2 separate regions of the Homo sapiens genome follow, and region 1 is linked to region 2. The links are chromatin loops, found by intact Hi-C in ENCODE. Cell type or tissue: mammary epithelial cell. All regions are shown on one strand. Each heading gives the region's core, and the rest is flanking DNA. Links, peaks and the distances in the headings are about the cores only.

Region 1 (2,906 bases), core at 178-2,677, 400 kb before region 2:
GTGGCTTGCCCTCTCTGGGCCTTAGATTTCCTGTTATAAAGTGAGAGATTTGGATAAGCTTGGGAGCTCAGAAACCACTTAGCCATAGACCCCTGCTCACCGAGTACCATCAGAAGCCCATCCTCACACATTGTCAGTGGGTGTCAGCATGGGTCTTCAGGAAGGAATGCCACGATGGAGTCAGGAATGTGAGCTATGTATTAGGGAGGTGGTGCTAGTGCACTGCAGAAAATGGAAGGGGAGCTGGAGGGCGCGGGCGAGCCTTCAGATTGCAATGCTGGTCCGACACCCGTGAGAGGAGAGGGGAAGGAAGGAGCATGCAGTAGCAAGAGCCTCAGCCTGCAGTGCATCTCAGAGGATGTCTCAGCCATGCTGACCGAGAGCCCCAGACTGAAGGTGCCCCATAGAGGATGCCCCTGCTAGGCAGAAATGGAGGGGCCCTGTGCTTCTGCCATGCTTGACCATTAGCTGCCCTGGAGACATGGGGCCTTGGCTGGAGAGCAGAGGTAGAGCCAGAGGGCACTGGAAGCTGGAGGCACCAGCCACCCTCACCCCACAGCAGGGTTTCTCCTGACATGAGGGACATCTGAGCCATGTACCCCATGGGCTCTTGCCACAAGAATGTCAAATCGGTCAACTTCTTTCAAAAGTGTTTGGACAGTATTTGCCAAAAACTTAAAAACAGAAGATTCTGCCAAATAAATTCCACTTCTAGGGATTTATCCAATGGATCAATTCATGCCTCTGTACAAAGAGATAAACATTTTGTTACACCCTTGTTTGTAGTAACAAAAGATTGGAAACAACCAAAATGCCCAGTATTAGAAGACAGATTAAATAAGTCATGGTATGTCCACATACTGGAATACCACGTCCCCACACTGGGGTACCATGTCCACACACTGGAGTACCATGTCCACACACTGGAGTACTACGTCCTATGCTGCCATGGTAAATAAAAAGGATGAGGCACCACCAAGCATACGGACAGGAATGAATTCCAGGTGAATTGCTGAGGAAAAGGGCAAAGCATTGGAGGCATCAATAGCAGGCTACCACTGAGTAAGGAAAGTGTGTCTTTTCTTTGCATCTGCTCAGATACAGAAAGAAAACATCAGAAGGACCCCTGAGACACTCACTCAGTGCTCTGGGGAGGGACTGGGAACTGGACTCCAGGGAAGAATTACTTTCCATTCATTGCCCTTCTGCTCCATTGACACTGCTGTTATGTTTAACACACCTGTAGCTTGTTTTTTAAAATCCTCATGCAGATGCTCAGCCTTTAAATCAACATCTGAATCTGATACCTTGGTGCCCCCTTATAGTAATTGTTGGTGCCCCCTCTTCATCCCCTGATGTGCCTCACAAAAGACCATTTACTGTGAATCCCTGTGGCTCTAACAGAATCAGCCCACTGCCAGTAGCAGACAGAGGATTTGATGTATAAATATCCCAGCTCCCTCACTCATTCACTGAGATAACTGAGGCCAGCTCTACGCTGACCCCCAGAGGTCCACAGTGGTACTGAACCCCAGGTGCCCGGGGCAGTGGCTGCCTATGAACTAAAGCTCTGCTGCTGTTCCCCTTCCCTGTCCTGCCTCCCCACTCCCTTGGGGGTTTCCTTGGGTCACCTCCCAAATAAACAGCTTGCCCATGACTCCTTGTCTCTGGGTATGCTTCTGAGGAGCCCAAACTAAGACCCAACAGAGGCCACCAAACTCCCAGGAATTCTGCGATAGCACAAAGCCCAGCCTGAAGAACACTGGGCTGGAAATTGATTTCCTCTAAGGCCTTTTCCAGTTCCGACCTCCCGTGCCACCAGGCAGATTGTCTCTTTTCTGGATAGTTTCTAACTAACACCAGGATTATGGTTAAGTGCAAAGAGAAGTGTATGAGACACAGATGAGTCTCTTACATAAAATAAATGAAGTAGAAGGACTTCCAGGGCCCAGCGGCCCCAAGTAAGCCTGTTCTCTGGAGAACTGGACGTAGAAAGGGGGGGTCCCCACATTATTGGAACCCTGAGCCCTGCAGGTGCTGCTTGGTCAGCAGCCAGGCTTAGGAGCGGGAGGCGGCAGAGTCCTATGCGTGTTGAAAAGTAAAGGTGCCAACAATATTCAGACCCATAGAAGATTCCTCCTCTCTGTTGTGGGGTAAATTATGTCCCCTCAAAAAGATATGATGGTATCCTGACTCTGGATCCTCAGAATGTGACCTAATTTGACAACAGTCTTTGCAGAGGTGATCAAGTTAAAATGAGATCAGCAGAGTGGCCCTATTTAATATGGGGCCCTTTTGACTTAATCGGATCAGCATCTTCCTAGCTGTGTGCTTAGGCAGAGGCAGGACTTGAAGAGATACACAGAAATAATCTCCACCCCGCTCTCCTTTCTACCTTACCCCATCCCTATCTCTCCCTTTCTGTTTCTCTTCCTCCCTACCACCCATTCCCACTCCCACCCCACCCCAATTGTATACCATGAGGATTTGAGGAGTAGAATTGCTGGAACCCTAAGACAAGAGTCTGGAACTATGGGACACCCAGCAGAGGCTGAGGAAGAAGCCCATGCCCTGGAAGGCAGAGTGAGGAGACTCAGCAATGATGTTTTGTGGCTTCTTAGAACCCCTGGATCAAGTCTTGCCTGAAGTCAGCACCTCCAAACTGTCCAGTTAGATAAGGTAATAATTTATTTTACTTCAGAAACCAATTCAGGGCTTGTTTTCTATCATCTGAAACTGAATGACTCCCAAGTGAAATAACATTCCGTCTTAGGAAAAAATGAAATAGCCAAACAGAGGGATCGTGGTCATGTTTGATGTTTTCTTCATCCCTAGAGGCCAGGTCTATAGGCACTTTTAAGACCACGTCAGAGAACGATGACTCTCTCCCCACCTCATGAGGGCTT
Region 2 (2,906 bases), core at 86-2,585:
TAAAGAACACCCCAGCCTGCACTAATGGGCCTAGGGCGATGCCCACACTTGCAGGGACCCACCACACACCGCCTGTCCTCCTCCTCCAGGCTGCCCCGCAGCCCTTCAGCCATGCAGGATGCTTTCCTGCCTCCACACCTCCACCTAGGCTGTTCCCTCTGTCAAATGCCCTTCCCACACGACTTCCCCCTAAGAAATCCTAATTGTCCCTTAACACTCAGCTCAAAAGTCATTTCCTCCAACGCACCTGGGACAGAAGAGACCACACTCTGCCCACGTTCCCCAGAAACTCCAGAGGGAGCAGGACACGCTTACCCCTGTGAGTCTGAGAGGCGGGGTTGGGTGTTCATCTGTGTGCACTTGGTCCCTGAACACGGCAGGTGCTCCATAAATGTCAGGCCCACTCCCCTAGACATCAAGAGGGCTGCATCCTCCAACAAAGCCCCTCTCAGTGACAAGCGTATCTCAGAGCCCCCACAGTCTCTGACCATAGCAACAGGACCAACATCCCAGTCGAAGCAGGGGTGTCCCAGGCAGCAGGCCAGGACCACGCCGCATGTTCACAGGCTCAGTTATAGCCGTCGACCACGCCACGGCGCCCAACCACGCCACGGAGCCCGACCACGCCTCGACCATGCCACGGCGCCTGAACTTTTATCTCCATTTCTCAGGTGAGGACCTGAGGCTCGGGTGGCCCCGTCACTTTCCTAGGGGCATTGGGCAAGAGGCAGGGACTGTGCACAGCCCAGAGCTGCCGTCTCCGTCTCTCAGAAAAGCAGCCCTGAGTCTCAGCCCTGCCATCCTTTCCCACAGGATTTCCAGGCAGGGCTCAAAGAAGTCCCTTCCTCACTCTAAGACGGGTCCTCAAAGCTCGGATGCAGGACCTGAATAGAGGCCTGCGCTCATTGATTTGATTTGATTTTTCCTTCTAGATAACTGGCTCAAATACCTATTGTTTTCCCTTGATCTTAAGGCAGCATTTTCAGGACAAGCAGGAGAGTCTCTACTTGCCTTCACCTCGGGCCATAAACCAGGGGACAGCACCACCTCCTGGCCGGCAGAGATGTGGCGCCCGCTTGGTGTCCGGCTTGCAGAACCCAGCAGCCGCCTCGGACGTCCTGAGCTGCCAGCCTCTCCAGTCCCAGTTAGCAGAGGAAGTCAATAGGGCACGAGTACCTCGTGCTCGTAAGGAAAGCAGGGTGGGCTGGCCTCACTGGGCTCGGGCAGCAGTGCGAGAGTGCAGGTGCTGCACCGTCAAAGGACAGGCACCACCAGCCTGGCCCATGAGCCAGAGGATGCGGGCTTCCTGCAGCTGGGAGCAAGGAGCACCTTGGAGAGGAGCCCAGGGGAGCTCCAGGAGGAGGATGACCGAGCCAAGGGAGCCCCGTCCATAAGCAAGATTGGGGGGCCACAGGGGAAGAAATTAGAGGTGCAGGGCAGACAAAATCAGAAGCCACAGTCGCTCAGTGCCCTGGGTATGACCTGGCACCGGGACACACCTAGCCAATACGTCCTAAAGAGAAACAGGAGGAGTTGTCAGCAAGGAGGCGTGTGTGCCGGCCGCGCGTGACAGTGTGTGTGTGCTGGGGAAAGACACGGATGAGGTAGGCAGGGGCTGCTGCCCGGAGCTTCCACGGGGTGGGAGAGAGAGCAGGAAGGACACGCAGAAGCACACAGATGATGGGGATGCATCATTTGTTCAATTAAATTTCCAAGCAAATCTCTCCCTGGCACTTCCGATAAATACTGCTGAAGGGCAAGCTAGCGTCCCCCGGAGGTAGAGGTCACTTGAACCTTTCATTCATTCACTAACCTGCTCACTCATTCATTCAGTAAATGTGAACTGCACTTCTGTGCCAGGCCAGGTGTTGCAGTAAGCACTTTATCCGCATCATTGTGTCATTAGATTTGTTTTTTTTTTAGGAGTCTTGCTCTGTCACCCAGGCTGCAGTGCAATGGTGCAATCTCAGCTCACTGCAACCTCCACCTCCTGCGTTCAAGCAATTTTCCTGTCTCAGCCTCCCGAGCAGCTGGGATTACAGGTGCACACCACCACACCTGGCTAATTTTTGTATTTTTAGTAGAGATGGGGTTTCACCATATTGGTCAGGCTGCTCTCGAACTCCTGACCTCAGATGATCCATCCGCCTCAGCCTCCCAAAGTACTGGGATTACAGGCGTGAGCCACCATGCCCAGCCTGTGTTATTAGATCTTCAGCATAACCGCCATGCAATAGGAATGAGATATGAAAAATTGTGTCCCAGATAAGTTAGTTAACTTATCCAAAGTTACACAGCTTCTGAGTAGCAGAGCTGGAATTTGAGCCAAGGTTCAGCCCCAAAGCCAAGATATTAATTGTGCTAAGTTCCATGGTGGCCCTTCACGCAGAAGGTATTTACTGAGCTCCTGTCATGGGGCAGGCAGTTGAGCCAGGCTCAGGGGCTACACCAGGGACCAGAACAGAGCTGCACCTGCTCACACCAAGCAGATGGGCAGAGGTAAGTCGTGGATGCACAAACCAGCAAGAGAAGAGGCACCAAGCAGAGCTGCCTCCACCCCGGCTCGCATCTCACGGCTCTGAGCCTCAGTTTTCTCATCTGGAAAACAGGGATAAAAATAAGCTGGTGTGAAAATTTAAAAAAATCTGATACCCAAGACATAACACCCCTGGTGCCCCTAAATACTTCAATGTGTATTTCCTGAAAGCAAAGACATTCTCTTTCTCAAGACAGCACAATCCTCAAAACCAGCAGAATTGCTTGGATACAGTGTTACTATCAAATCTGCTGACCTGACTTCCATTTTACCAAGTGTCCCAATAAAGGCTTGTGTACCAAAGAAAATACTGAACTATGCGTTGCAGTCAGTTGTCACATCTTTTTTATCTCTTTAGTCTTCTTCATCT

What was found. A loop is a pair of places that touch in the nucleus more often than their neighbours do. Peaks named below come from ENCODE experiments on the same cell type or tissue, not always from the same donor. Only the 100,000 strongest peaks of a DNase experiment are listed, where the experiment ranks them.
Region 1: it touches region 2 in a loop (4-fold over the local background); 2 of 110 quality-filtered maps call a loop at or near these places.

The regions. Positions count from the first base shown.
Region 1 is chr16:86,872,820-86,875,725 of GRCh38, forward strand. No RefSeq gene overlaps it. Among named protein-coding and RNA genes, the nearest start is that of LINC02188, 150 kb to the left of the region's middle. In mammary epithelial cell, for the core only: a CTCF peak has its summit at 1,512; no DNase peak of the experiment used is centred there.
Region 2 is chr16:87,277,754-87,280,659 of GRCh38, forward strand. All of the region lies in intron 3 of LOC101928682 (a long non-coding RNA gene), which reads right to left. Among named protein-coding and RNA genes, the nearest start is that of C16orf95, 38 kb to the right of the region's middle. RefSeq lists an enhancer at 1,290-1,795. In mammary epithelial cell, for the core only: a CTCF peak has its summit at 1,049 (motif pointing left); a DNase peak (open chromatin) is centred at 1,048.